Linked DNA regions of Mus musculus: region 1 is linked to region 2. Evidence: chromatin loops called from intact Hi-C (ENCODE). Cell type or tissue: heart. All regions are shown on one strand. Each heading gives the region's core, and the rest is flanking DNA. Links, peaks and the distances in the headings are about the cores only.

Region 1 (15,872 bases), core at 2,547-10,546, 150 kb before region 2:
CAAGCTAGAAGACCTCATGCTATTCAGTAGGCACTTAGGAGCAGCACAGGAGAGTTTGGCTGGAGAAGGAATATCGGTGATGTTATACAGTCATCTCAGAATAAGATAAAGGGACATGGAATCTGGGGTTTACTTAGCATCTACTGTATACTGAGCATCATGTAAACTCTACAACATGAACTGACTATTTTGATCATCCACATAGAAAGGGCAGGGGAACTGAGGCTCAGAGAAGATGAGGAAACTGCCCACTGCACACACGGGGTGACTTACAAGCATAAGTCTGCCTGGCTCCAGAACCCATGTTCCTACCTCACTAGTCAACGCTGTGTAGGATTCATCAGATATGGGATATAAATTGTTATTGCTCCTGCAGCTTTCAAAGGACTGTTTTCCCTGGGTGGTTCCGGTTCTGAGGCTCTAGTGCTTGTGGAGATGCAACGGCATTTTCTACCCCATCCATCTCTCCCCGAGTCTATTCCTAGTGTCTCCCAAATTCTCAGTTGCCCATCCTGTCTCACCATGACTGCCTGTGACTCCCTCTGTTTGTAGCCCAGATAGCCCTACAACCCAGAGCTGCTTCCCCACCCTACCCCTGCGCCTGCCCCTCTACCACGGAGCAACCAGGCCCAACAGGTACCGATGCAAGTTTCTAGCTTCTCTGTACTCTTCAACCAAGGTTAAAGGCTGTGCTACAGCGAGTTGGTTGTAGCTGGTGAGGAAGCTAACAGTGGGAACAGGTGACATGACCCAGCATGTGAGAAAAGTGATTTCTAATGGAGTGAACGTGGACCACTGGGAAACAGGAAAGGGGAAGGCCCCGAGAAGGTGAATTCCTTGTCATTCCTCCTCCCAAGACCTTATCTGAGGCATGGCTTCATCCTGTAGCAAGGTACTATTGTGCAAAGCCCCTTGTGCAGGCATACCGTCTGTCTCTCTGGCAGACCTTGTCTTCTTCTGCTTCCCTTTTCCTCTCAACTCGCCGCTGCCCCAGGATCTCATCTCCTAAATAAAACATTGGCTTAATGTCTCAGTTTGGGTTCTGTTTTTCTAGAAAACATAAACTAAATAAAATATTCAAGTTCAATTTCTCTTCATAGGACCACCGCTTCTTGGATTCGCTTGAGTGTGTTCCAAGAGATAATAGCTGATAATGATGTCATACATATATACATACACACAAAGATAAAAATAAATCTTAAAAATCATGCTGTCAGTATCAGCACGCCGAGCGGTATTTGCATATTTCCCTTAAAATGTGAAGTTTGTTTGAAAACAAAGTAAAACTATTGAATGAGACCTTGGTGCTAAAAGGAATTCAGAGCTGGGAACTCATAACTGGCTTGCTCCTGCATGCCTCATTTCCTGAGTGTCTCACAGGAGCCTTCCCTTTGCCAGGTTTGGACCCCCACATTCTCACTCGGACTATTATAATTGTTTTTTAACTTTTCTCTTTGTTTCCACACTGACTCCTGCCATCAAGTAAGTAGTCCTGGTTTTTTTTGGAGACAGGGTTTCTCTGTGTAGCCCTGGCTGTCCTGGAACTCACTATGTAGACCAGGCTGGCCTCAAACTCAGAAATCTGCCTGTCTCTGCCTCCCGAGTGCTGGGATTAAAGGCGTGCGCCACCACGCCCGGCTGTAAGTAGTCCTAAGATGGATTTTATCTTGCTCCCCATGTTTAAAAACCTTTAGTAACTTCTCATCCTTCTAAATCTACTCTTTGATGATGCTGGGACAATAACTGTTGACCCAGCTGGGCCCCTTTAAGGGACAGGGTGTGAAATAAAACTAGAGGGCATCAGCACTGAACTAAATGGCACATGGAAGGCCGGGAATGGTGGCACACGCCTTTAATCCCAGCACTTGGGAGGCAGAGGCAGGCGAATTTCTGAGTTCAAGGTCAGCCTGGTCTACAGAGTGAGTTCCAGCACAGCCAGGACTATACAGAGAAACCCTCGAAAAACCAAATAAATAAATAAATAAATAAATAAATAAATAAATAAATGGCACATGGAAGATGACAGCCACGGTCAACGGTGGCAGACACCAGGGCGGCAGCAGATGGCATGGGTGGAAGAATGAAATAAAATATAAAATAAAATAAGAAGCACCATGGAGCAAGGCCAGCAGAGGTAAGAGTCATGACAGCAAGACACCAGCAGGATATAGAAACAGCACTTCATGCTGTTTCAGCATAGCTTGTGGTCCCCTGAGTTTAGCTCTGTTGAAACAATGGCATTGCCTCTTGAGATTTTTATCAGCCCAGATCATGGCAGGAACCTGAAGTCATAATCAACTGAGGCTTTGAAAATCAGGTGGTTAGGACATATCTACAGGGCATAGGCAGAGTTATGGGTAGTTAGGGTGCTAGGCACTAGCAGAATCGTGTTAGTAGAAGCCAGGGATGAAGAGAAAAGGGAACAGAGTCCCAGAAAGAACAGGAAGTATGGCAGAACATGGCTATCACTGCTAGTGATCATGAGAGCACCCTGCTAAAGACGGGAGCCTCACTGCCTCTTCCTCCTCCTCTCTGAGATTTACTAATGTCTCCCATTCGAAAGCCCAAGGGTTAGCCAGAGGACAAAGGAAGCCAGGTGACATAGCATGGGGGTAACAGATTATCAACTACAGCCCAGGGCAGAGAAGAATATAGTCTTCCCTGTCCCCTAGTAAATGTGCACAGCCTGATTCCAGAACCCAATGGTACTTACTGCATTCCATGGCAAAAGTCGTGATTTCAGTTGAGGGTCATGAGAGGGGAGGCTTAGCCCACAATCTGGGTGGGACCTTAGTTCAGTCACACACATTCCTACAGGGAGTAGCAGGGGGAGGTTTACAACGTTGGAGGAGTCCATGTGACCACAGAAACAGATTAGACTGGAGTGGCCAGGAACCAAAGAAAGCCTGAGGCTATCACTAACTGGAAGAAACAGGAGACCGATTATCCCTGCCCCCTCCAAGCCTCAAGAGACTTTGACCCTGCCCAAACCTTCATTTTAGACTGGTGGCCTCTAGAACTGGAAGAAAAATAAAATTCTGTTGTTTTAAGTCAGCCAGTTTGTGCTAATTTGTTACAGCAGTCACAAGAAACCAACAGAGGCCAAATGGACACCAAACAGCACAGAATCTATCCACCTCAAACGGCACAGTGATGGCCACACTCCTGCTGGCTGGACACTCTTTGACCTACCTTTTATATTCCATTTGGAAGTTCTGCTGGGACCATTCACACACCTCACATCACGGCTCCCAAATCACAGCTGCCTTCATGTGCAAATGTCTTTTCTTTCAGAGAGGAGGATAACCTTCTTCAGAGCCGTCTCTCACACCTTGGGAACCCTCAACACTCCTCACATACTTCTTTAAGCAGAGTGATTGGTAAATGAAAAGGAAAACTTCCAATTGCCCATCTGTAAATGGAAAATAACAACCACTAACTTGCCTCTCGGAGGTAATGGTGGCAATGTTTCCTGAAAACAGTTCCTGTACCTGTAGCAGAAGTGATCTATCTGAAACACATTCCTACTAGAACAATTCCTTAGGAAAGAAATTACATTTCATTTTAGCAAACCCTGTATTCTACATTGAACTGAAACGGCCAGCATTTCACCCTAAGGAAGAAGAGGCCAGGGCTAATTGAGAAACAGAGGCAGGGATAGAGGGGGTATGCAATGGTAGACTACTTGTTTAGTGTGTTTGAATTCCTGAGTGTGGACAGGAATACCTGTCCACAGCACTGAAAAAAAAATCAGCAAGCACGCAGTCAAACAGACAAAATAAACACTTGAGACAGAAATACAAGTGCCAAGAAACCTTGACTCATATGATAAACACCTATTAAGGAACTATGATGCTAAAATACAGTCTATAGATGCTGAGGAAAAGCAATAAGGCATAATCCCAAATAAGCAATTATAACAAAATATGATGTTATATATGCTTGTGTGCATGTGTGTGTATACATTTGTGTGTATATGTATATGTATGCAGAAGGATGTCGGGGGTCTTCCTCAATCCCTTTCCACCATGTAGTACTGAAAAGGAGGGAGGGAGAGAGAGAAAGAGAGAGACAGAGAGACAGACAGACAGACAGAGAGAGGAGAGAGAGGGTCTAGAGAAAGGAGGGGGGTCTTCCTGAGACCCCCCCTCCACAGCTCCAATGTATGCCTTTTGTAAGAGTGAAGTGCTAGGGGATCAGAAAGAAGGGAATGGCTGACTCTAGAGACAGGAGTCTCACTCCCAAGGAGCCACTTTGAAGCTAGTGTTTTAGGATTTCACCAGGCAGAGGCAAAGTCTGGAACATTCCAAGACCAAAAGAAACAAGGGCTTGTGCAGCTGCCAGCGAACCACACCCTACTCAGTCCTATTGTATCCGCAAAGGTCTATTTTTACCGCTGTCCTCACAGCCACTTTTTAAGACAAAAGGAGAATGTGGACTAAGTCCCTTCTTTGCAATCTGGTATTTTATAGATCAAAGAAAGGAGACTCTGAAGAGGGAATGTGAAGGATGACTTCTGGTGAATCCAGAATTCTTCCAAGGAGTAGAAACTCGGGCTCTTCCCTTTCCTGGTTTCTTGAAGATTGAAGAGAGGCTGCCTTAGTGTGGCAGTAGCCAGTCCTTCCGAGCTCAGAAGGAAACAGGGGGAATGAGGACATCTCAAGCAGAGTCATTGCTTTGTGACAAACGCGCCTTGGCCAGGATGGAGGGCCCGGCTGCTTCCCCTCTGCTGACCTTTAGATCTCTCTACCGACAGCAGGCACCACCCAGCCTCTCTTCCAGTTGAGTCCTGCTAGGCCTCTGAGACCAGAGCTCGCTGCTTGTGAGTGGGAGGGAAAAACCTCTCGGGAAAGCAGCCAGGACAGAAGAAAGGTCAGCAGACACAGGGGGCGCTGGGGTCTCTGACCTCTCTGTGGAGCATCCATAGGGAAGTGGGAAACTAGAACCCCAACCTCCAGGTCCGCATCCCTGGTCTTTGTTTTCCCAGGAAGCTTCTACCTTGTAGACCCTGCCAGAAGGCCCGCGGCATTTTCATGAAGCAGCAATAACAAGGACAGAGCGTTCTAGCCTGCCGGAGCCTGCTGGCTGGTCACTCTTTCCACTGCCTTTTGTTTTCACGCATCGTTCCTCTCACTTGCGTCTCAGATTCCTCTGGGCTTTGAAAAAGCCACACAGTGACACCGCCCAGCAGGCTGCCAGGCGGCTCTAAAGGGTACCCTGTCCTAAGCATCGAGAAAGGGACCAACCACCTCCTGTCAGTGTAACTGGCAAAGGTAGGGCTTTAAGTTCCACCCTATGGACTGGCAAATCACATCCTGCTGTCTTTCAAATGCATCTCCAGTGCTGGGTGGGTGTGGTGGTCCATAATTCTAGCTCTTGAATGGCTGAGGCAGGAGGATTGCAATTTCTATATCACCTTGTCTCAAAAACAAAACAAAACCAACAACAAAACAAACAAAACCCCAACCAAACAAAAATATGTATCTGCAAGGTTTGCAGACCTTTCTTGATGATCTAAGCACAGCCAACATAGATGTGTCTGTAGGCAGTTCAGTATGAACTCTCTCATGGTTCATGTGCTAGCACTTGGTGCCAGCTGGTGGCGCTGTTTTGGAAGATTGTCAAACTGTGTGGCAGGAGCTATAACTGGCAGAGGTGAGTCTTTGAGGGTGGAGTTTTGAAGGTTAAAACCCAGCCCCCTTTCCTATTAAGCTCTCTGCTTCCTGGCCAGCCAGAATGTGAATAATCTGCCAAAGCCCAACCAACAGCAATGCCACGGTCTCCCTTCCATAACGGGCCATAGTGCCTGAAACCATGAACCAGCGTAAATCTCCCCTCCCTTAAACGGACACTGTCAGGCATGTAGTCACAGTGACATACAGTTAACTAACACCCACGTGTCAATGCGTTAGGCTGTTGTACATACACACATGTGGGGGAGAGAGGATCTCCACCCATCAAACATCTGAAACCTGTTTCCAATTTTCCTCTTAAGCTATGCTATTAGAATCTATGAGAGCCCCAGGTAGATGTTTATTTCCTAATAATTACATGTATTCATGTAGCGGATGTGGGCCTTAGCACAGGTGTGGTGATTAGAGGACAACATGAGGAAGTCTTCTCTCACTGTGTGGGTCTGGGACATGGAACTCAGGGTGTCAGGCTCACCAGCAAGGTTCTTTGCCCACTAAGCAATCTCTCCAGCCTGATGACTTTACAGACTTGGTGGCATTGGTTCTCAGCGTGGAGCAAGAGACACTCTCATAAATCATTGATGAGAGAGGGGGAAAAATATGGTTAAGCTACTACTGTGCAGAATAGCCTCTAAAGCAACCTGGTAAAGTCAAAGGTACATATCAATTTGGGGCAATTTCCATCCTAATCTATACCCCAGACAGACTCCCATATGTGTCTCAGGAGACATACTCAAGGATGTGGGTGGCACGAAGAACTGAAATCTAAAAAAAAAAAAAAACAAACAAAAATAACCACCACCACCAAAACTATTGACATAATGAATTTCTACTTCTGGGAGCCTAGAGTGGAAAACAGTCATACAGCAGGATAGTATTATTTTGGTACTCCATGGTATAATATTAACATGTTCTTAAGAACAGATTAGTTCTATTAGTGTCACATGCATAAATCTCAAAGGCATCATGGTGAGAAAAGGGGCTGTAGAAAAATATGTATACTGCTTATATGCATGCTTAACACTGCAAGCTAATATTCTGTGTAGTTAAAAGTATCTTTAAAAGATCAGTTACTTCTGGAAAAGCTGAGATGCAAACGACTTTGGAAACCAGATACTTAGTTTATTTAAAAAACATTAAGAGCTGAAGAGATGGCTCAGCACTTAAGAGCTCTGGCTGCTCTTCCAGAAGACCTGGGTTCAACTCCCAGCAACCACAAGGTGGCTCACAACCATCTATAATGGGATCTGATGCCCTCTTCTGGCATTCAGGTATATTCAAATAGAGCACTCAAGATTCATAAGTAAATCAATTTTTAAAAAATTTAAAAGGTCAGGAGTTGGGGCACACACCTTTCATCATAGCATTTGGGAAGCAGAAGCAAGCAGATTTCTGTCCAAAAACAAAAACAAAAAACCCTCATAAATCCTGGATAATGGATATATATCCTGCAAGTGACTCAGAGAAACATGGCCAGAATAGCAAAAGGTTCTTATACAGTTCATAAACTTCTTACTTATGAACAATAAGCATCTGTTTTATGTAGTGGCCATCTCCATAAACATGTACACCAACGAACCCTGTTAGAAATGTGTGCTTTCAATAGTGGAGAAGCCATAGAGGTTCACTCACGATGCCCTCCAGGTGCCCTTGTGACCTTCTGGACGCGAGACTATCCTGAAAAGAATCAGAGGTACAGTGGGGTGAGGATCGATGCCGAGCCACATGTGGATATAATTATAACCATACCCCAGAAATTCCCAACTCGGGCAGAAAATGAGATCAAAATGCTAATGCAGTTGTCCTTCTGTGACCCAGCACCTGGGAGCATGACACAGCAGCTCTGCAACGGGAGACTGGCATCTAGATTTTAAAGGGCTTTCCAAGAAATTCTGATGACCAGCCAGGTTTGAGAAACAGCAGCCATCTCTGGTTATATTCTACCAGTTTTCAAAGAAATTGGGCAGGTGCAAGTAGAGCGAGGAAACAAGAGGAGAAAAAGGAGGCAGACAGGAAGGAAGGCGCGCAGGCGGGGAGCAAGCCTTTGACTCTTCCCCTCCCCCTCCAGGCTTCTCCATCCCTGAAGCGTCTTTTCAGAATTCCAACTTTCTGTAACATGCATTTAGCAGTTACCAACTTCCTTGTTTGCTCCTAACATGACTTCCGCGTATCCGTAAGTTTAACCTATGTCATAAGCATCTTAGAACAGCCTTGCTTTTTCTTTAGTGTCTAACACAGTGCCTCAGGGAGGAAGCAGTAACGAACCATAATTAATAACACATCAAGTTCAGAAGTGTGTTAAGGTAAAAAAATAAGTGCGTAATATTGACTGTGTTTTTATAAGCTGACAATGACATCCAATGCAGCTCCTATCAAAATCTCAACATCTTTTCTTTTGCAGAGCTTGACTGGCTGGTTATAAAAGTCACATGGAAAGCCCAGAAGAGGCAACACAACCATGAAAAAGATCGAAGGTGGAAGACAAGTATTTCCCAGCTTCAAAACCTACAGTAATCTTCCTACGGAGACCAGCAAAGAATTGATGGTATAGGAATAAACCACATATTACGGTCAACTCCAGACAAGGCACCAAAGGAAACTTGATAGGAGAGAAAGAACTATGTTCGTTGTTGTTTGGCTTTGGTGCTGGGGTTTGAACCTCATGTGTGCTGAGTAAGCACCCTACTACTGAGCTACATCCTTGTCCCTCGGTTTTCACATTTTATTTGGACATGGGGCCTTACTAAATTATCGGTGCTGACTTTGAACTCATTCTGTAGCTTGGGTTGGCCTTGAACTTGCAGTGCTCCAGCCTCAGCCTCCCAATTAGCTGGGATTACAGGACTTGTAGCATAGGCCCAGCTAAAAATACCCTATTCAAAAAATGGTGCTGGGCCAGCCAAGTATCTATGTGCAAAAGAGTGAAGTTGACTCTCTTCAGCACCGTACTCCTCCCACCTCATCCAGGTGGATACAGTGTATGTGTATGGAGATGTCACAGTGAAACTCATTGTTTTGTACTCTAATTTAAAAATTCATAAAATACCAAGTCAAGATGAATCACTGACCTAAATGTAATAATTAAAACTACATTTCTTTTTTTTTTCTATTTTTTTTTAATACAGTGTCTTACTGTGTAGCCTAGCTGATTTGGAACTGTTATATAGAACAGATTGGCTCTGAACTTATGGCGATCCTCCTGCCTCTGCCTTCTGACTGCTAAGATTATGGTGTATGCTATAATACTTGGCAAAAAAAGAAAACCCTTAAAATTCTTCTGGAATGGAGATATAGCTCAGTGGTAGACCACGTGTCTAGGATGTGGGAAGGCCTGTGCTCAATCCACACGCAGATAAATAAATATCTCCCTAGAGGGAACAGAGGTGCAAGGGAATCTAAGCTATATCACCAAAACAAAAGTGTCAAAATTAACACTAATTGTTTTAAAAGATTTATTTATTTATTTTATGTATGTGAGTACACTGTCACTGTCTTCAGACACACCAGAGGAGGGCATTGAATCCCATTACAGATGGTTGTGAGCCACCATGTGGTTGCTGGGAACTGAATTCAGGACTTCTGGAAGAACAGTCAGTGCTCTTAACCACTGAGCCATCTCTCTAGCCTGACCAATTGGGTTTTAAATGTAAAAGCTTTTCTGTTTCACGGGCCAGTGAGACAGCTCAGTTGACCTCACTTCAGTCTTCAGAACCCAGAGTGGACAAAGAAACCTGATTCCCAAAAGTTGTCCTCTGGTCTCCATATGTGCACCATGGTGTACTCCACATGTATACTTAATAATAATAATAATAATAATAATAATAATAATAATAATAATAATAATAATAATAATGTTTGTGTTTCAAAGGACACCATCAAGAAAATAAAAGGGCAGGCTGATATCCATGGGAGGACTCCCCTTTTCTGAGGAGAAAGGGAGCACTGACTGGAGGATGAGGGGTGGGAGATGGGAGAAAGGAACTGGGAGGAGAGGAGGGAGGGGAAGATGCAATCGAGATATAAAATAAGTAAAAAAAATACAACACAAAAATTTCTCTTTGTTTTAACACATAGTACATCAATAATGCTGTGTATAAGACTGCTGTGTAGAAGTCCACTAGCCTAGTAGTAGAATAATTAAATTGTTTTAATGTTGCTTTGGAATTCAAAGAAGAAGAGGATGAAGAAGAGGAAGAGGAGGGGGAGGGGGAGGAGGAGAGTACAAAGAAAAGGGTAATTACAGAATGGAAGATAAGCCTTTTCAGACACCTGACAAGAACCTTATATCCAAAGTCCATAAGCCTATCAAAACTCTATTATAAAAAAATTTAAACATCAACAGGAAATCTGAATAAACATTTATCAGAAAAATGAATACAGTGGCCCTTATGCATGGAATTGCTCAGCACCATTAGTAACTAGGAAAGCACAAGTCAAAATCCCGACACAATCTTCACACCCACAAAAATGTCCATGGTAATCCCTGCTGTTGGTGAGGATATAAAGAGATCATTGTCATATAATGCTACTGAGCATGTAGAACCGAACAACGAGTGTGGATACTCCATGGTCGTTCCTCAAAGTACTGAGGTACACAGCCACTGGGCAGTTCTTTCCTACAAACATCTATACCAAGAGACATGAAAATGCTTATCCAAACAGATACTTGTACATGAGTGCTCCTAACAGTGTCTGTGTAGTGGACAGAGGTGAAAACGACTCATGTTTACAAATTGAAGAATGGATAAACAAAATCTGTTACAACCATGTAAAGACATACATGGATAAGTGCTTCAAGTGGGAACAGCATGCTAAATGAAAGAAAGTGGCCACAAAAGATCTCACATCAGGATCCATTCATGTAACATATTCAAATGCAGAGAGGCAGAAAATAGATTAGTGGTTCCCCGAGGGTAGGGGATCGGCAATGAGAGATGACACTGATGAAACCAAGACTTCTTCAGGGGTACCAGAAATATTCTTGGATTGAGTAGTTGCAATGAACATACCCATCTGTGACAATACTTTTAGAACACTAAGCTTATATTTAAATAGGCAGCCTTTACAGTATGTAAAACATATATCTCAATAACTACAAAGGAAGTAAACCCCAGATAACCCAGATTTACATTCTAGCTCAGTTACTGGGGTGAAAATATCAAGGTCCTTCCCCTTCGGACCTTGGCATTTGTTGGTTCACTAAGTAGTTGCACTTCACTGTGTGAGCTACTTTTCTATTGCTGTGATAAGACTCCACGGACAAGGCAATTTATAAAAGAGAGTGTCCTTGGGCTTACAGTTCCAAGGGGTTAAGAATCCTATGACACGGAGTCGTGGCAGCAGGTGCCAAACATGGATGCAATAACAGCTGAGAGGGCCTATCTCCAACCACACACAGAAAGCAGAGGGCACAAACTTGAAATGGCTTGTGGCTTTGAAATCTCAGCATTCCACCCTGCCCCTGCCTCAGTGACACACTTCTTCCAGAGAGGCCACACCTCCTAAGCCTACCCAAACAGTGCCACCAACCTAGGGCACCAAGTATTCAAACATCTGAGTCTATAGGGACATTTTTGTTCAAACCATCCCAGTTGACTTCACATTCTTTATGTCTCCCTCATCCCTCCTCCATTGTCTGTGATTGTCCCTGTCCCTGTTTATTATTATTGTGGCAGTGAACATTTGGTTCTTAGTTGGTGGCTGTTTGGGAAGGATTAGGAGATTTAGCCTTGCTGAAGGAAGTGTGTCACCAGGGTCAGGCTTTGATGTTTCAAAAGACTAATACTACTCCCAGTGTGTTCTCTGCCTCCTGCTTACAGCAAGATGAGATCTCTCAGCCAGCTATACCTACCAGCTGAGCCATCTTGGACTCACCCTTGAAACCATAAAACTCAATTTCACTGTTTCTTTTGTAAGTTGCTTTGTTCATAGTGGTTTTTTTCCTCACAACAAGAGAAAAGTAACTCCTACAATTATCAGTCATCCTGTTTTATTTTTCTTAGAGCATTAGTCACTTCCTGAAATCATCTTGTCTATTAGTTTCCTGTCCCTTGTTTTTCCTCTCTCACTAGAACATAAGCTCTGTGAGAAGGGTCATTACCTGAGCAGTTTTAGCAGCCACTTATGTCAGCGGTACTACCTGAATTACAGGAAGCATTCGATAGTATTTACTGTTTGCTGCATGAATGGAAGGTGGATAGCCATCAGGCTCCCCTGAATCTCTCTAAATCTTCATTTTTCTAGTGACAAAATGTCATCATCATCATCATAATTGCACTTAGCCCATAAATAACAGTGCGTGCAAGACACAGCTCATTACGGACATTCAATAATAAACATGAATAGTGATTTTGTTATGATCCCCACAACTACCATTAACCTATAATTAAGATGGTCCACAGGACAATCACAGTCACCAGAAAGGAGATTTTCACTGGGTATAAATGATCGAATCCCTTCTTCTTCCCTTCTGGTGGCCAGACTTTGCCTTCAAGGCTCCGAGGATTTTGGTTCCTCCTTGAATGAAGGTCGATAAATAATAGCTACAGTTGTTACAGTTTTTTTTCCTTCCTTTTAGGAAACTTGGGATCTGGAAATTGAACATATGGTATAATGTACCTAAAAATATTCTCTACCATTGAGCTACATCCTGGGCCAATAGCTGTAATTATTATTGGGGTTATAAAGAAAACAATGAAGAAGGAGGAAGGACAAAGAGAGAAAAATATGAAATAACAACACCTCCTCTTAAGTAAAAGAATGGGCAGATCTTTTATCTGTTGATAATAATGTAATAACTTTTTATCCATTTGTTCAGTAGTTTAGTGACTGCCCTTTGAGTACAAACACAATAGCCACTTGCTGTTTGACCCTCCTTGTTGGATTAGAAAAGCCAGGCTATGAGGTCAGTGAAGCAGGCTTGTGTAGCAGGTGAGGAGCACAGAGGCGTGTGGAAGCAAGTCATGCAGATGGCAAGTGACATCCACCTACTGGCCGGCGTGCACTTCCTTAGCGGCTCTCATTAAAAGTCAGGGAGAGTCCCAGAGATCTACCTTTCGCTGACTTTGGTGAAAGAAATGGTATGTTACCGTGGCATAGCCATCAGGGAAATTATGGCCCTGCTCCAGGAACAAGTGACCCTGAGGACCTCTGTGGCTTACACCAGCAGCTGACATGTCATTCACGCCTCTCTCTCACCCATCAGCAGTCCGGCTGTGGTGCTGCTCCGCTTTGTCTTCACTCTGAGGCCTGCTCTGAGGGAGCAGCTGCTATCTAAACCATGGCGAGGGAAAGGAAAGACGGTGTGAAGCTGCCCCACAGGGATGCACCTCGCATCCATGACCTGCATTTCATTGGCTAACAGTGGCATGGTAATGGGTACCATCTTCCGCTGAAAAAGAAACTTGGAATATTCTGAGACAGGGGATACAACCTACTGAAGATGTCTTCACCAGTTTTAGAACTTGGTGGGGGAAAGGCTTCACTTTTAAATTTTAAAATGCCCTTTCAGGTAGGGAGGGAAAAAAGTGCTTATGAGATGCAAATGAAAGTACCGTGTCATGAATTATCATATATAACACGAACATTAGAGTCTAGATACTGAAAAATATACATGAAAATGCAAATGAAGGCATTCTTTCAGAAGTCGGGCCCTCAAGAGAATACAGTTTAGATGACTTCCTTAGACCTCTGCAGATTCTTCCTTGTCCTCCTGGACCATAGTCACAGAGTGATTCCACGGATTTCCCTGAGGACTGAGGGAGGCATCTGTCTGTCAGGAAATTAGTGCCTGTGCAGCTGATGGTCGGTCTGTTGTGTGCTGGGGAAGTGCAGATTCCTGACTCCAGCCTTGAGGGCACTGATTTCTGGGAGGTGGGTGTTTGTTTACCAGTGTGTATCATGGCTGTGTAAGAGAACTATGGTGTTTAATGGCTGAATTATGTGACCCCCCCAAGCTAATGCATATTGAGGTCCTAACCCCCAGTACCTCAAAAAACAATATTTACAGATATGGGCTTTTAAGAGATAGTTAGGTTAAAATGGGGCTTTAATTTAGGGTGGGGTCTTAGTCAGCATGAGGCTATTCAGGGCCAGGGCTGAACTCAATGGTAAAGAGCCTTCCTTCCATGTGCAGGGACCTGGGTTAGAGTCCCAGCACTCTCAAACAAACAAAATATTAGGAGAGACCATGTGGGGATTCAGCGAGAAGGCAACTATGTGGCCTAAGGAAAACGCTCAAGCAGAAACCAAGCTCGCTGACACATTGGTTTTGGGCTAGCAGCTTCGAGGACCATGAAGACTTTCTGTTATTTGAACATCTCAGCCTATGCAGTTTTGTTATGGCGGCCCTCTGGACTAACATAGTGGTTCTTTTAAGTATCACACAGAGATGTGGTAGATAGGAAAGGTGTTATCATTCTTCCCCCAGGGTTGGAGGTGACCTCGGGGGCTTCAACTGTGCACAGGCTTAGACTTCTTTGCTTTTCACAGAAAACGTGGTAGGTGTTATCCTCTGGTCCTCCCTGGGCTCAGTAGTTAGTTATCTGAGAAAGCCTTGAGAGAGGAAGGCCTTCACCCTGGTTATCATGCACGGGCCTCTGAAAAGCTCTCACCTTTGGGAACACCCCATTCACCAACCCAAAAGAAGGTCTCTCTAGGGATTTTCATTAATTGGTAGAAATTGATCCAGATGTGCTTAAAACCAGGGGGAAATGTCATTTTAAATGATGCTTAATTATAGAGAACTCTTAATAACATGGAAAAAATGATTATATTATCATTTAAGTGAAGAAATCAGCATGCAAAATTAAACTACATAGACAGAACCACCTTATCTATATAATCAAATGCACAAGAGAAAGACTGACTAGAAATATATGTGAGCATTAGCTTTTCCTTGTGATGACATCGTAGGTTATTTTTGTTTTCCTCTTTATATACCCTGGATTTCTGAATTTTTCATGTTGAGCGTGTGTGAGCTCTATAATCACAAAATAGGCTTATGTTTTAAAGATGGGAAGCTGGAGCAGAGTGAATGTGACCCAGTGCCACAAATGAGAGCATCTATCTCCAGGAGATGCAGGCTACAGAGCTCACAAGTTAGATCCAAATCCATCCGAAACCTGTGGTCCGGTCTCCGCACTTCCATGACTAGGAATTAAACCCCTATTTAGAATAAGTCTCTGAGAGCTCTTCCTCCCCTCAGGTATCTAAGCTCTGCCTCTGAACTTGGGTTCTTCTTTCTTGGATTCAAGTTGGCTATGCTTTTCTTAACCAATGACCCAAAATAACCTTTGCCACCCCCTCCCACATAACTTGCTCCCAACCTTTTGTGCCCTCAAGCTCCCCTGGCAATTGTGGCTTCCATGAGCAAAGTGGCTACAAAGGAATCCTCAGGAAAGAAAGGGGAAGGGGGAAATATTGGGAGAAATGCTTCCAGAATTTTCTTCTCTGTGGTATGACGCTCCTGGCTCCTTCTGGCTTCCTCTTTGCTCCTCCTCTGTAGCTGAGTAGCTACATCAGACTGACTCAAGGGTGACGTGCACAGAGGCCACGCTTGGCTGAACCCCATCTACCTTCCTCTCCTTTTATCTGTTGTTCGAAGTGAGCCTCTCCTCTAAAGCAAGCTTCCTCACCCAGTTTCCAACCTCAGTTTGCAGGAGGCAGTCTTGTTCAAATGTTCCTTGTGATTGAGCCTGACTACCTAGCCATGGAACATGATATTCCTATTAAATCTCACATTGTATCTTTATCAATAATCAAAACTGGTATGAGATGACTACCATTTTCTTCCCAAACCTTAGCATTGATGCTACCCCCACCCATCCCTATTTCCCCCAGCCAAGCGATACTGGTTACTTTTCTATTGCTGCGATACAATATCATGACCAAAAGCAACTTGAAGAGTTTCTTTGGATATTTGGTTCCAGAGAGCTGGAGAGGGAGTCATGGCAGGAAGCATGGCATGGACATAGGAGCAGAAAGCTGGCTGATGACAGTCATCCACATCCAGGAAGGAGGGGAAGGGAACAGTAAATGGGGTGAGGCCATAAGCCCTCAAAGTCCACCTTCCTCCTTCTCCTCCTCCTTAAGGCTCCATAACCTCTCCAAACAGCACCATCAACTTGATTCAAATATATGAGCCTAAGAAGACATTTCCCATCCAAACCAGCACAGATG
Region 2 (15,872 bases), core at 3,131-11,130:
GTTTTTGAATATCCTTCCTCCATCATCCCTCCACTTTGATGATGGAGGCATTAGGGGTTAATTGCATCTGGAGTTAACTGAGGTCTTTAGTCTCACAAACTCTTGCACCTTTCAGTCTGTTGCTTCTATACCACTACAAGACGAAGAGAGAAGAAATGCATAGGAAACAAGGTAGATCTTACTTATGTGGCAACTGACATTAAAACTCAATGTATTAACAATAAATCACCTTTTACATGAGCACCCCACACCCCAAATTCCCAATCTTTATAGCTAGGCATTAAAGGCTAGGGGCTGGAGAGAAAGTTCAGTGGCTAAGAACACTGGCTGTTCTTCCAAAGGACCCGGATTTAATTCCCAGAGCCCACATGGCAACTCACACCTGTCTGTAACTCTAGTTCCAGGGGATCTGACACCCTTATGCAGATATACATGTCTTTTCACACAGACAGGCATGTAGGCACAACACCAATGTACATTTAAAAAAAAATCTAACAGCTAAAAATTAAAATTGAAATCAACATTGAGATCTCTAGAAGCTTCCATTGGGATACGGACATGCAAAGACCCAAGATGGCTGCCCTAAGCTCACCTCTGTGCACCGAAGTGGAAACCAATCTTTCTTCAATGCCATGTGTGCTTTATTTTTCATCAAACAAATTATCTCCATCAGAACCTACTTATTTACATAGTCTTATCTTTCTGCTATTGCCTTGGTGATATTCTTGTTATAAAGAGGAAGGAACTCGAAGCAAAAATATAAAAAGCAAGGCTGCCTTATCAGGGACATAGGGGAATCAGTAAAGGAGACATTTAGTTCACAAGGTGATGGGATTTCCTATTTGTAAAGTAGCCTCTCAGTCACACTTTGTACTCTCCGGGCCACAATGCCAACCCACGCTTATTTGTCCTTCCTGGGCCTGGAATGAATTCAATTCTACGCCTTATTTAGTCAAATGATTCCTCCAGCTTCAATGTGTACTTCTGTATGCTTCATTTTGGAAACATCATATTTAAATATTTTCTCTTCTTGAGTTTGTTTTAGTTCCAAAGCTGGGGAATGAAGTTTCTTTTGGGGGGGGGCAGGAGGGGGGATGGGTTTTTCTTGCTTTACATGTTAAGAATGGCTTTCTCAAATGGCTAATAAAGTATCCCAGTAGTGCCTTAACCCTCCTACAATGACGTTTTCCACGAGAATTAGCATTTAATTGGGATAATTTGTTGTCAACGGAAAGCAAAGATTCCTTTCCAAGAGGATCAGCGTGATAATGTCTTACCAGCTAGAGCACAGAGACCAAATATAAACCAGTTCTGAGAAACAGGAAGTGAACCTGACTGGTCTAGTCTGAGTGTCCCTGGCAGTGACGCAAATACAGAAATCAAATTAGGAAAACAAGGTATGTGGGTGTGAGGCAATCGATAACAATCCAGGATGCTACAACATAAGCAAAGAAGCCTTCAACCAAATGCCGTTCATTTTAATAACACCCCGAGCAGTTTGATTTCCCTGGAACGCACTGGTGATTAGAGAGCAGGGACGAGCATGAGTTCCCTAGCAACCGCATGTGCTTTTGAGACAGTCATTAGCCTTTCCGTTAATCCCCTCAACCCCTACTTCTAAATGTACGACTGACATTAAAACGTTCCAGAAAGTGCTTCTTGAGATTTCCAGGAGGGACATGGAAAGGAACATAAGATAATAATAATAATAATAATAATAATAATAATAATAACAATAATTGCTGTCCTGAGAACTGCGGGCAGGTGAAAGAGCAGTGTTCCTATGTGCCCAGCCTGTCTCTACAGTTCATTGCTCTCAAGTCTAGGTTTCCAATTCCCCTGGGGGGCGGGGGAGGGGGGAGAAGGGGCAATGGAGGTGAAATTGTCGGGAGTTTAAGGTGGTCTCCTCTTGCTACCTGGAGCAGTATTGTTGTGTCTCTCACAAGCATCCCTCTGAAGGCAGGGTGAACCCTGGAGTGTACAGGTGGCCATTTGTGTAGTGGCAGACTGACTGACAGCTTGGATAGGGCAACATATACCACATTTTCTTTCTCCTTTAAGCCCCATGAATTACCTTGGTGGAAGGAGCTGGTGAAGAAGGGAGGAGGGTGGGCTTTTTCCTATTGATTGTTTAATTGCACCAGAGGCTGCTTGTCTAGGGCCACCGGCCAAGAGCGTTATTTTTGTGGCTAAAGTGGGGTTGGGCCAGTTTCCCAGCCTTTCCCCTAGATTTGAAGAAGACAACCCAGAAAGTCCAGAAAGGCTAGAGGAACCTGGGGTGTGTTGGCCTTTTCATTTCAAGGGTGTCCTACAGCGCCAGGGCTGCTGGGATTAAGTTCCTGCAACCGTGAATCATTGCCTTTAGATGGGTCCTGAGTTCGGGATCTACAACTCCACCCACCGTGTGGCTAAGGACAACTGTCATTAGGCAAATAGTTCTTGCTGCTACTGGCAGACCAACTCTTCTATAGCCTGGGCTCCTATTAGTCGGACACTTGACTCCTTGGGGCTCGGGTAGCTCCTAGCGGTCCCGCCGTCCCACCTAACCCCCCTGCGCGCTCCCTTCCCAAGGCGACCACCTGCGCCTCCCCACTTACCCTCTGCCCCGCGGGGAGGGCCCCTCAGGGTAGCAGAACCCTCCCTGCTCCCAGGCGGCTCAGGGGGAGCTCGGTGTTTGCCTCCAGCCCTTCGCTACCGAGGATCAGGTTCCTCCCCTCCTCCCCCTCCAGCTCCGGCCGCCGCCGCCGCCTCCTTCTTGCATGACACAGCAGAACCGCAGCTGCAGCAGCAAGTCCAAACCATCCGCCCAGGAAGCGCCGCAACCAGGGCTTGGGAGGAGCGGATGGGGCAAGGCAGGGGTCTAACCCAGGGGTAGTCTTGGACCCACTTTCCACCATAAACTCCCTCTTTGCCCAGGGCAAGCCGACAAAATGTGGTTCAAGCTGACCAGGCCGAGCCGTGGAGGAATGCTGGGGTTCGCCCGCAGAAGGGATGGGACCAGAGAGGAGGGGTAAAGGAGACCCCAGTAAAGGGCAGGCCATTTCAGGTGAAGAAAGGTAAGAGGAATCTGTGAAGTCAAGGGCCAGGCTGTGGAGGAGATTAAAGGAGGTCAAAGAGAGGTAAGGGGGTAAGGTTGCTGAGAAGAGAACCAGCTGCTTCTTCCTGCTGCTGCTGCTGCTGGTGGTGGTGGGGTTAAGTATTTGGGAAGGCCTGAGCTGGGTACATAAGCAAAGAGCCTGAGCTGGGCGGTCCAGGCAAAAGAGGGTTAAAAGGATGAAAGAATTAGACTTGAGGTTAGAAGGCCATAAGGATGGGTGTTAGAATTAGAGGGAGACCTAATGCATTCATAAGTGATGGAGAGAGACGGATAATCAAGGCCAGGCCGGAATGTTGGTCCTCTCCCATCCCACTCCTCAGTTACTGAGTTAGTGTTTTCTTATCCTTTTTCCACAATTCTGCCAACCCCGTTTTCCTTATAAAGACGGAAAAGTGTGAACCAACAGAAAAATAGCAATTTAATCATAGATTTTACTTATAGGATGTTTTTCCATGGTACATAAAAATGTAGAGACAGAGAATTGCGATTCGAAGTAGACCCCCCCCCCCACACACCTTGCACACACATACATTGCAAGTCATTAAGACTAAGGACTTCAAACTTAGTTTCCATACATCACTAGACACGAATAAGCCTTTAAACGCTAATACTTAAGTTAAATGCTAGCAGTGGGGACAGAATTGGTGGTTTGGAATATCAGGAAAATGCACGTTTGCGCTCTGTCCACACACACGCATATATATGTATATATAATTTCTAGTGTGTAGCATGCACAGTATGATTAAGGGATAAGCATGTTTCCCTGATCATCTTATTTCCAACCAAGCACGCATTTTATGGCAGTCATCTTGTCACCATTTGGAAGAATGTGGTCAGAAAAGTAGTGCCCAAACTGCCACTTTGGTTTTGTCTGTACCTTACAGGTCATGGCTTCATACCTCACTTCCTGACACAAACAAGTTTTTACTGTTGTCAGCAACAAAGCCCTAATATAGCCGCGGAAGAGAAAAACTGCCTTGCATTTTGCCTCTTGAGAGCATCATCAACAGTTACCGGAGGAATGTAATTCCAGAAAGCTCCGAAACTGGTAGTGATGGTAATTATGGACCAAATGCCCGGTTCTGGTTGTTATTTTCTGGGCATTTCTGTTCTACCAACGATCTGCGAGTGAGCTCACTGAGAGGGCAAATCTGGCTTTTCTTTTTGACTTTGTAAAATTTAATCAGGCCTGATAGGGAACTCACAGCTCTTGGGGGAAAATAAAGTAGGAACCACGAAATGTCATTTTAACAGAGCGTGGGCTTGGTGACTGCAGGAAAGGATTTAAGGACGCTCCTGTTCCGCTTGCTGTGTAATGAGCACTGGCTCCACGCACGCACCGACGCCATAGCTCCCGGATGCAGTGGCTCCCTTATCTGGGCTTTCGCAGCGCCACAAGCCCCTTCGGGATGCTTCGAGGGGCTCCTGGTGGGTGGTGGTACAAATGCTGCCGCCGCCGCCGCCGGCGGTCCTGCTGCTGTTGTTGCTGCTGCAGTCACGTGGGAGCCCCTTTAAGTTTCCATAGAGAGGCCTCTCCGGTGTCACATGATGGACATGATATAATGAAACAACATTGTGGAGAGGAAAGCATTAGGGGAGCCCACGGCTACAAAACAAGTGAGAAGAGGTGGGAGAAAGAGAAACTACGCCACCTCCTCTGCAGCCGAGCGCACGCAGCAGCCTGGCGTGACAAGTGGGCGACGCCAGGGACAGAGAGTGGGGGTCCTCCGCCCGCTCCGGGGACCCTGTCGCCCACCGTGGTGCGCTGAGCAACTTTTAGCCGGCAGCCCCGCACCTGTCTCAGAGTCCCCATCGCTCCCCACCAACCATCATGGGAAAATTCTAGAAGAATACGCTCTCGGAATCTACGTGCGCATCATTTTCCTCCTCACTCCAGAGGAAGGAACCAGAAAAGAGAGCAAAGCGGTGTAGTGTTCAGCCTCAAGGTAAGTTCTTTAGGGTGGGGAAAACGGGTCCAGCAGGACTTGGGGACAGGATTTGGTGCTCAACTCCCACCTTGGGGGTGGAAAAAGCGTCCCCGCACTCTCGGTGAGGCAGATGGGTTGGCGCGTCATCTGTGCTATTTTCCCGGTGGACTCTCTTGACGTCCACCCTCGCAGTCCCCGGGGCCCCCTTACGGTCCCCCACAAGGGGCCTGAGGCAGCGGGCCAGGATGCTCGGCGGGTGAGCGAAGGAAGGTAGGGTTGCTGCGTGAAACGGGCATGTCGGAGCTATTTCGCCATGTTTGTGTTGCTAAGAGCACTTTTTTTTCCCCTTTGCGGTGGCTTGATGCCACATGGCTCCTCCGGAGCTGCTGCCGGGTTGAGAGCGAGTGGTTTTTTTTTTTTTTTTCAATGTCCGCATTCCAGCTAATGTTGCGCAGATAAAATTCAAACTTGAGGTAAACAGACGAAGAGGAGGAGGAGGAGGGGAGGGACCGGCGGGGGGGGGTTGGGGGGGGGGAGGGAGGACTGTTTCCATTTCGAGATCCCACCTCTTCACTCAGAGGAGACCAACATCCCGAACCTAGAGGCAACTCATGCATGGCTCCCACGCCCCCCCACCTCGGCCGTCAACAAGAAGTAAGGGCTGGGGGCGAGCGGTTGGGAGGGACGCGACGTTTTGGTTCTAGGGGGAAGGTGGGGGGAGAGGCAGCCCCTGGGAAGCCGGAGCTTTGACTTCGGCTATTATTTTGGCGGAGGGAAGCAGGATGCGTCCTCTTGCTCTGGAGATGGGGGGTTGTATGTCCCCCCTCTCTATCACTACCTAATCGTGTTGCCTCACTCCCCCCCACCACAGGTTGCCCCCACAGGCGGGATGGGTGGGGCTTTGAGGTTCCAGAAGGCAGGTTACCTAGCAGGTGTGTAGGGTGGGCATTTGGATTTGGTAAGTCGCTTGGATTTGGTAGGAGACCATGGGGGAGGCAAAGCGAGTGCGTAGGTAGAGCTAAGTCTAACGCTTATGTATGGGGGGGGTTGCTTTTAAAACCAAGAGAAAAATCAAGACAGGTCCCCCCCCCCCAATATGTCTGTTTCAGCTCGCAGCGAAGCTGCTGCGTGAGTGTCGAGGACGAGGGCGAGCTTCGTCATGTGGCACACACTGTAGGCTTCTGACAGCTTGGAGCTATCTACCCCCTCCCGCGCGCGCCCGGGGCGGAAGGTGTGGGTTGGGTGGTCCGAGGCGGGTGACGTCCGAGGCGGGGTGGGGACAAGACTCCGGAGCGCCTGGGTCCGCAGCCACGGCTTGCTCGGCACGGCGTGTCAGGGAGGAGGCGGCCACGTGAGGGGTCCGCGGCAGCTCGCGAGCTGAAGGCTGGGGGCGAAGTGCGTAGCAAGAGTCGTGACGGGGGTGACACGCAGCCGCCGTGGCCCTTTGCTCACTGCCCACGCAGAGCCGCGCCGCGGGTGGGTGCGCACTCACGCGCCCGCTCCCGGGAGACCGTTTCCGGCTCAGGGCTCGAGCCCGGGCGGTAAACAGGGTGGTGCCCTCTGCCCTCCCGCCCCCGGCCGGGCGGAGGCGCGCGATCGTGGCGGACGAGCTGCGGTGGCGAGAGCGCGCGCGAGCGGGCGAGCGCGCGTCCCCGCCCGTCCCGCCTCCTCTGTTTTTGTTTTGATGGAGCCCGCGTGCAGCTGGCGCGTGTCGAGTCACGTGCCGCGGCCGCGAGGTGGCTGGGCGCCGGCGACCGGGACACGGGGGAGGGTCGCAGACCCTGAACAGTTCGAAAACTACCGCGAGGTACAGTCTTGTGGGGCTGGTCGCAGTTGTTCCCCTGGAGCAGTATTTGGGTTCGTCGTCACAGCATCCCTGCCAGTCGGCTGTCCCCCCCACCCCATCCCCTCCGGGCCGGAGACTCAACAGAGGGATCGAGCAGACCGTCCTCCCAGGTGTGTTATGTTATATCAGTGGACACAGAAGTACCTACATCTAGCTCTTCATCCAGGCTGCACGGTGTAATCAACCCCAGAGCTTTAGAATTAATCCCGATACCCACTCTCATAGCTAGGGAACTGAAATCCAAATAGAGTCTGGACTGAGGGCCATTTTCTTCACCTCCTTCTTCTCCAGTAATTGTGACGCAGTAAGAATAAAAACTGATAGGTAGCCAGCTTGGTAGGCTAGATGTTGAGTCATCTGTATTTACGCATCGAAGAATGAAAAATAGCCCCAATAGTTAACATGTCGGTCTCTCACTAAATGGGGCCTCTATGTGCCAGACAGGATGACTGCGCAAACATGGCGACAACCTGGAGGAGTAACAGTTTTTACTTTTGGGGGAATGGAAGTACAGGAGGTTCTGGCAGAGGTGGAGCTTGAGGACTCCCTGACGGGAGCTCATGGGAGCAGGCCCCAGAGTTCATATTTGAAACCATTACTCCGGGTTGCTTGAGAGACCTTTCACCTTTGCGAACAGTTTAGGAATAGTGCATACTAGCCCGAGGGCCCGAATTTCTGTACATGGATTTCTGTTGTTACAGCTTTATCTGGAAAGGTTCCCTTGTTTGAAAGGAGAACCACCTTTTGGTAAATTCACTAGTGCCTTCAGGCTACTGATTCTAGTATTTACTGTGGGGGGGGGGGATTTTAGCAATTTGAAGTTAACAGGTGGATCCCCTCATACATAGTATCTTCATGCTCGTTGTCATTTAACATACGTGTAAACTGAAGAAGAGTCCAGAGGGTGCGTCTGTGTTCCATCTATGCTCAATAAGTAAGGACGACATGATGGGCCATAGTTTGGATGTGGACAAAGTGCCCCCATTGGGTACAGTGTCTGAGAAGTTCTGTCGTGAAAATTTTGGAGGAAGCACACACACTGGATTATAGAAGCTTTGCCTTTTTTTTTTTTTTTAAACAAACGTCCCTTATTCCTCCTTGGTTTTGTTTCTCATGTGATCTTGATGGGAACCTTAAGATGTGGGGGTTCCGGTACTTGTTTGGAAAATGTGGTTGTTGATACCTTCGGGTGATACCAAATAACACATTAAACTCAAGTTTCTCTCCAGAGTTCTAATTCTAACAATCTTGTGACTATTTGCATTATCATTGTTGTCTTCTGTGGCCTAAAGAGCTCTGAATATGCATACTAATGACTGCCACCAAATAGCATTCGCTGCACAGTGGGCACAGGTAAGTATATTTGAGACCAGGGTTTAAAGGTTAGTGTTCACATTCCTTGCAGTTTGGTGAGCCGACGATCTTGAAGACCCACCCAGGCCAGCACATCATAAATGTGAACGTTGCTGGTCTGGAATAATTAATTGTCCAGCCACATGCTGTGCTCTTCCCGTCGATCCTGGTGCCCTCACCACAAGTGACACCTTTTTCTTAAGCATTGTCAGGCTGTTTAGGTACTGGTGGGCTCAACTTTCCTAATGCTGCGACACCTTAATATAGTTCCTCATGCTGTGACCCCTAACCATAAAATTATTTTCATTTCTATGGCATAACTGTAATTTTGCTGTTATGAAATGCAATATGTGTCTATGTTTATCAATGGTTTTAGCCTACCCCTGTGAAAGGGTGATCCCCAAAAGGGTTGAGGTCCCCAGGTTAAGAACCGAGGGCTTGGGGGGTTCTCGAATAGCTCTGTTAAGATGGCCTTTCTGCTTCTTGGTTACCTCCTCTTCTTGAAGAACTTGTTCTTAAAAACCTTATTTATATATGTGGTGTTTGGTCTGCATATGCACATCTGCACACCAGAAGAGAGCATCAGATCCCATGGGGCTGTAGTTAAAGACAGTTGTTAGCTACCATGTAGGTGCTGGGAATTGAACTCAGGGCCTCGGGAAGAGTTGCTGGTGCTCTTAACTGCTGAGCCATCTCTCCAGCCCCACCTTTTTAAAAAATGTCCTGTAGCCTTTCGCACATCCTTGGCTCATTTTGTCAGACACAGATCATCATACTGTATTTGTCACAAAAAACCAAACCAAACCAAAACAACTGCTCTTCAACGTTAGGAATGATTTAAAAAAGTAAAAAGTATATCAGTGGTACACACCAGCACTAAGTTCTTTCCATTGGTCACCATTGAATTCTCTTTGCCTCCCTCACCCACATTCATTCGGAAGCACCCTTCCCACATCTGGTCCGAGTGGTAAGGTGAAGAGCACACACCCTTTGGTGAGAGATACAGATTATGGCCCCACTAATGCTTGTTTGCGAAACAATAACAACCAATGTTTTTCATTTGTTTTCCAGTTCTTTTTTTTTTTTTTTTTTTTTTTGGCTGAGTGGATACTGCGTTTTCTTACTGATAACACACTGGGCAAGTAGCTCCCTCCCGTTGCCACTTCCCCCTTATTTGGAAAGAAATGATGGGCATTACCAGCGGCTGTGCTTTTTTTTTTAAAGCACAAATGCTTGGTCAGATATCATTACACTGTAATTTTCAGATGGGGTATACAGAGCTACGTGAGAGCCCCTCAGCCCTGTGAGGCTTTCTGAGATGAAGATGAGATTTTTTTTTTAATCTTTTGATTTGCAGTATGTTACGAGATTGGGGACCTCAAGCCTCTTCATGTTAAAAGGTGGCTTGTGTGACGCAGAAACTGAAGTTGGAGTTGCTGCAAATGTGGGTAGATAGCCACTAGTGGCTCCTTAAGGGACAGCATGGAGGGCTTGCTTCTCTTAGAGTCTAAACATGGAACAAGCAGACATTGGAGCGAAGGCAGTGTACCTTTAAAAGAGAAGTCTTGTTGATTCTAGGGCATTGGCACGAGTGCTTCTCATTTCTAGATCCTAGGTACTTGCTGGTGACACTTTTTTTTTTCTGACCTGAATGAGGCCTTCAGCTAGAGAACATCTGTGTTATTACATAAGCTGGTCTTATACTGTATGTGGTCTCATGGTCTCCCTTTCAGGAGCAGAGTGAAGAAGTTGAGGATAGCTATAATGATGAGTAATTATTTACAAATGGAGGGGAGTAATTGGAGCATAAACCAAACGACTGCCTCACAAGCTGAATAAGGTGGTGTTTTGTTTTGTGTTTTAGTGTGCTGTAAGGAGACAGGCAGGATGTATCTTGCTGACGGATACGTCTCCGGTGCTTAGCACAGTGCTTCGCATCAGAAGCGCTCAGATATTTATTGAGTAAGCCCATCACATCATTTCAGGCCCAGAGTGCAGGTTGAAGAGCAGAAGAAAAGACAGAGGACACAGTTCTCACGTCATTCTTGACGCCACGGTTGTTCCAAGGCATTCTGGTCAAGCGTGACCTTGATTTCTTTCCCGTAGCCCTTACCCTTGTTTGATGACAGAGTAAAAGTGAAGTCATGAGATGGGGTGTACAGGTTAGGAGGAGACTGTATGCACACGGAGAAAAGCGAGGATTTATTCTGATTGTGTGGTGAAGAAAGTAAAATTCCATGCATTGAAGAGCTTTGGTTATTTGGCTCATGAAAAAAAATATATAAATAAGTATATGTTAATAATTCTGAAAAGAAGAGTGAAAATACCATCCTGGCATGACATTGAGAAAACAATTTCAGCATAAGAGTGGGAATGAACCCTTCATTTTATAATCTCTAAGCCTCAGTCTTGTGCTAGAACCTTGGAAACTTCTCCAAGTGGATATTTAAGGTAGAAGCAGAAGCAAGTGTTTTTTTACGTAAGTAACTACTAGGGGATATTTTTATTAAGAAGGCCTAGGATATGCCAAACACATTTAAAACGAGCTCGAAGGTGGAAAATCCCGACATCCTTACATGTGAGCCAGTCTGCTGGGGCTGCATGACAGTGCAGCTGCCGTGCACGCGGTAGTGTCTGCAGAAGATGGTACAGAAGTCCACTCTCCATCTTGTGTAGCAGATGGGCCCACTTGATGCTGTGATGTGTGCCTGAGGTTTCAGCCTGCATTTTTTTTTTCCCATGGCTTCTAGAATTCCTGATGTCAGGGCCTGTCATTCACTATGCCCCACAGTGAAAACTAATTTTACTATAAAATAAGTGCAACACAAGGAAATACAAACCTGTCCCTCGAAACAAAATCAAAAGGCATGATTATTCCTATGTGAAATGTGAACTGAGGCGGGGGCAGGCAACCTTTTTCTTAAGGAATTTCTGCCTATTTTTGTGGCCTATTTTAAAATAATTCTGGAGTGAATCTCTCTACAGGGTCTGACTGTGAGCCCCGTGGATCTCACTGTGTAAACCAGACTGGTCTGCCTTTGCCTCTGGAGTGTTGGGATCGAGGGTGTGCATCACCACGCCTGGCGGAATCTGTTTGAGGGGTACAAATAATAACACATAAATAAGTGTGAGCTCCTCAAACTGTCAACCAAGTGTTCCAGCAATTCCTGCTGTTGCCTTAGAAACAAAACCAAACACTACTGAGAGCAACAGAATTGAACCTAGCTAAACAAATGAAAGGAAGCCTTTGATACTTGATGTGTTCAGAGGTCAGTCATGTGTAGGCTGCTTTTTTAGGTTTTCAATATAAATTACTCAGCATAAATAACTTTATATTTGCCTGTGTCTACATATCTAGTGATGCTGTTAGATTGGTAACAGAATCAAGATGCATTTTGCCTATGAGAGCTCATAGAACTAAATGGATTCAGGTGCAGCGTTAAAGAACCTTGGCTTTCAGAGAACTGTTGACAGTAAATGACCAAGGTTCATCGAAGAATTTAAGGAGGCTGGGTGTGTTTCCAATGACCATTCTGGCTGGCAGGAGGCTCACAAGTTCAAGGCTAACCTACATCATGAGACAGTCTCAAAAACAAAATTGAATATGAGGAAATGTTTGGCTTCGGTTCTTTGTGGAGTTGGTTACATTGGACCCGTGGTTCCCAAACCACAGAGGGCTTGTTAGAACACACATGATTGGCTGCCCAGACCATCTGACTAGGAAGGCCTTGGATTGGGTAGGCTCACTAATACACTAATATATACTTGATTCCCAGGATTGCTGGTCCTGATGCTTAGAGGACCACACATGGAATTAGGTAGTTTTTTTTTCTTCTCCTTGAAGATTTTACACACACACACACACACACACACACACACACCCTCACACCCTGATTATATCACAACCATTACTTGAATTCTCCATCATGACATTTTAAAATTGCCATATGGTAGTAATTATTACTCTTTGACAAATTTCCACGTTTTCAGAAAACCTTGGGTCTATTCAAACTCAGATTAGATATTCCTGAGTAGCCCGAGAATTCTTAGTAAAGATACATTAAAATAGCCAGGTCTGGTGGCCCATGTCTTTAAATCCCAGCACTTTGGAGGCACAGGCAGGTGAGTTTGAGACTAGCCTGGTCTACATAGTAGCAAATTCCAGGACAGCCGGGGCTACTTAGATCATGTTTTAAAAAATATTTCTGATTTTAAATGTCAGTATTGTAAGCAGCTGATTAAACTTCCATGTATTAAATACTAACCAGTCACCTTTTTTTCTTTTTTCTTTTTTTAACATGTGTGGGTATTTTTCCTGCATGTTTGTCAGTATACACAGTTCCTGAGGAAGCCAGAAGAGGGTGTCAGAAGCCAGAGTGTGCCTTGCAACTGGAGTTACAGATGATTGTGAGCCACCACGTGGGTGCTGGAAATCGGACCTCCATCCTTTGGAGGAATGGGCAGTGCTCTTAACCACGGAGTCAACTCCTGTCCAGCAAATTGCCTTTTAAGATCGAGTGGCAGTGCAGTGCTGGGGCTCACTGAAAAACAGTGGGTCTAGCACACAGAGTGTATTTCTAGTTGAGGTTATATAGCTTTGGGTCTGTATAAGACAGTGATAGCAATGACACAGAAGTCCTCCGAGAACAGGGGACGCAGGGAAGAGCATGTGCTCAGGAACGAGATGTGGTATGTGCAGGATGCATAGGAAGCCGGAGCGCAGTCATGAACAGGCTGTGGGCACAGCAGCAGTTCTGTGGCTCCTAGCAGCCCGTGGGCAGAAGCGAGGGGTCAGTCAGGGATAACGGTCTTAAAGCAGACATCACAGTGTACTTGGGACTCTATGCTGGTGCTCTCATATGGCTTCTAAGAGGACAGGAGCTCTGGAGACCTTCCAAATGATGACCAGGTGAGTCAGGGTCTGACATAAGCTGAGGTAAGCAGGGAGAGTTCAGTGGAAGGAAGTGGTTTCCATTGGAAGTCGGTACAGCCTCATCGGAGAGAGAAACCAAATGGGATCTACAGGGAGGAAGGACCGGTGGCAGTGATGGGATCCTTCAAGATTTTTAAACACTTTACTTAAAGACTTATTAACCGGACTAATTATAGCAGCACAGGCTTCTCTGTGAGGAAATAATGGCTGTGAGCTTTCGTTTTCTGTGACTGTCACCACGTCCTGTTATTTAGCTCATGTCAGACTTTTTTCATAGTTCTGCTTTGTCAGAGTCAGTGCTTATACTTTTAGATGGCTTTGATAATCACTAACACGTTTAAATCAGATTTCTGGAAGTTAGGCATGTTGCTTCTTCCGGAGTGTGTTTGATGAATTCGTGTGGGCCATAGCGGTCTGCAGCCTCCAGACTGGCTCCACTCTGCACGAGATTTAGGTTTATCTTGAAATAGTATATTTTGTAACTGCTCTTAGGAAATACTGAAACTTAGACTCTTAAGAGCTGATTTCACACACACGTGACTGATTTTAGGCTTTCATAGATAGAGCTGTAGGCATGAATTTGTTTATCATGTTGAAAAGACGTGCTACTGAGATCTACAGTCGCTTTTTCTTGTGTTTGACACTGGGCACGGAGATGCAGTTCTTTATATGAATCTTTAGATTTTATTTTGATTTGAGCCAGGATCCCACACTTTAGCCAGGGAGTCTCTGGAACTCACTTATGTAGCCCAAGCCACCCTTAAGTCCTACAGCAGTCCTCCTTCTGTCTTAGGCTCCTAAGTGTAAGAATTATGAGCACAAACAACAGCTTGCTATACACAGCTAACTCAGAGTCAATTAAGTTTGTGACAGAAGTTTAATTTCTGGGATAAGCGGACGTGAGAATGCTGGGACCTGGAATGTCCGTTGCCATGCCTGTTGTAGGGTTCTTCTCCTGGCCCTTCCTTGAGCGTCCCTTTCCCCCCTTCCTCTAGAGCACTGGTTTTTCAATTTGTGGGTCTGCCCACCTTGGGGATTGTTAAACAGCCCTCTCCCAGGGGTCACCTAAGACCAACGGACAACACAGATACATTCATAGCAGCAGGACTGGCGAGATGGCTCAGCAGTTACGAGCACTGACTGTTTTTCCGAAGGTCCTGAGTTCAAATCCCAGCAACCACATGGTGGATCACAACCATCTGTGATGGGATCTGACGCCCTCTTCCGGAGTGTCTGAAAACAGCAACAGTGTACTTACATATAATAAAATAAATAAATCTTTAAAAAAAAGAAACAGCAGCAAAATTGAACTTTTTAAAGAAGTAACAATAAATAATTTTATGGTTGGTGGGCTCACCACAACATGAGGTCACTAAAGGGTCACAACATTGAAAAGCTAAAACAGTCTTTGTTTTATCTTGTCTTTAATAAAGACCTTTTCTATATGGGAGCATCTGACTCAATTTCTTTCAGTTCCTTTTACTCCAACCTGTGAGAATTGTGTCGAAGCCTCTCTCATTGGGCGGGGTTGGCCAATGCTTCTGTGTGGATCTACATGAGACCGTCTCCACACTTCCTTTTTCCGGCTGATCTTACTTGGAACATTGAGGTGTAACACTGAATGTTTTGTTTTGTTTTCGAGACAGGGTTTCTCTGTGTAGCCCTGGCTGTCCTGGAACTCACTTTGTAGACCAGGCTGGCCTCAAACTCAGAAATCCGCCTGCCTCTGCCTCCCAAGTGCTGGGATTAAAGGCCTGCGCCACCATGCCGGCTCTGAGTGTTCTTTTAACAGTGATGTATAGTTGCTTGGCACTCACAGTTGCTCCTGGTAGCTTCCGGGCCCTGGGAAAAGCTGGCTCCTCTTCTCTGTTCCTTTGTGAGAATTTGGGTGTACAAAGGGTTTCCCTGCCCTCAGGTGCTAAATAGAACTTATCCCTACAGTGGTAGGGTTACAGACCCTCACAGGGGTGTTGCTTATCACAGGCCTGACAGAGGGCAGGGTCTTGATTGCAGGTGAGAGACTCCAGAATCCCTTACACGAGTTTAGTTACTGCTGTGGTTCGAACACTCAATCGTGTTGTGTTGGTCACAGTGTTATTCGTGTTCTGAATTTAGCCCTTTGAATTTTGTAGTTTTCCCACTAATTCATACAGGCTTTGTGACAAAAGAATTGTTATGGCTCTATAATCTTTCCCACTTCTTGCTTGAAAATGCATCTTTTTGGCCCTCTCCCTCCCCCTGGAGTTTGGGTGGGTCCCAAGTCCTGTCAGTTGAAGTTGAATCCTAAAGCCAGGAAAGGTCACCTATCAGGATTTGGAAGATTTCTGCTACGTTGTGGTTCCCAGGAGGATGTGGCTTCTAAAGACAGCCTTTCCTGTGTATTTGAACCACTGAGGGAGTTTCTGGTTTAGCGTTTCTGTTAACGCCTTTTGCACTCACGTAATAAAACCTATCCCAGATCTCTCTTCTTCATAACTTGTACATTGGCCTGTGACCTTGGGTGCTTGTGTCCTGTTTTCAGGGAATCCTTGCCAGTGAGGAATCTCTTTCTTCACAACTCCAGCAGGCTGCTTTATCTGTCCATGGTCAAGGCCACTGGCAGTCGTTTCTGCTTTCCGGTTGTGTTTGGTGGCACACACAGTACGTACCGTCCGTGCTTTTAAAAGCCTGGGGTGATTCCCGGTGAGCTTAGTTATGGCCGTGGTTCGAAGGCCT

The links. A loop is a pair of places that touch in the nucleus more often than their neighbours do. Peaks named below come from ENCODE experiments on the same cell type or tissue, not always from the same donor. Only the 100,000 strongest peaks of a DNase experiment are listed, where the experiment ranks them.
Region 1: a loop joins it to region 2, with 3 times the contacts of the local background. A loop is called at or near these places in 4 of 42 quality-filtered maps.

What each region holds. Positions count from the first base shown.
Region 1 is chr6:31,359,815-31,375,686 of GRCm38, reverse strand. It overlaps Mkln1os (muskelin 1, intracellular mediator containing kelch motifs, opposite strand), which reads left to right. Exons shown (of 3, transcript NR_040300.1): 3 at 8,095-8,802. It overlaps LOC115490343 (a long non-coding RNA gene), which reads right to left and starts at 6,883. Exons shown (of 2, transcript XR_003956274.1): 1 at 3,193-6,883; 2 at 1-1,005. In heart, for the core only: CTCF peaks have their summits at 5,592 (motif pointing right) and 6,949 (motif pointing left); DNase peaks (open chromatin) are centred at 2,846, 4,336, 4,756 and 5,066; H3K27ac peaks cover 1,431 bases.
Region 2 is chr6:31,207,245-31,223,116 of GRCm38, reverse strand. It overlaps Lncpint (long non-protein coding RNA, Trp53 induced transcript), which reads left to right and starts at 4,643. Exons shown (of 4, transcript NR_110471.1): 1 at 4,643-5,043. 2210408F21Rik (RIKEN cDNA 2210408F21 gene) reads right to left here and starts at 2,766. Exons shown (of 6, transcript NR_040262.1): 1 at 2,598-2,766. In heart, for the core only: CTCF peaks have their summits at 6,591 and 9,681; DNase peaks (open chromatin) are centred at 4,696, 5,706, 6,276, 6,586 and 2 weaker places; H3K4me3 peaks cover 3,417 bases; H3K27ac peaks cover 2,365 bases; H3K27me3 peaks cover 3,844 bases.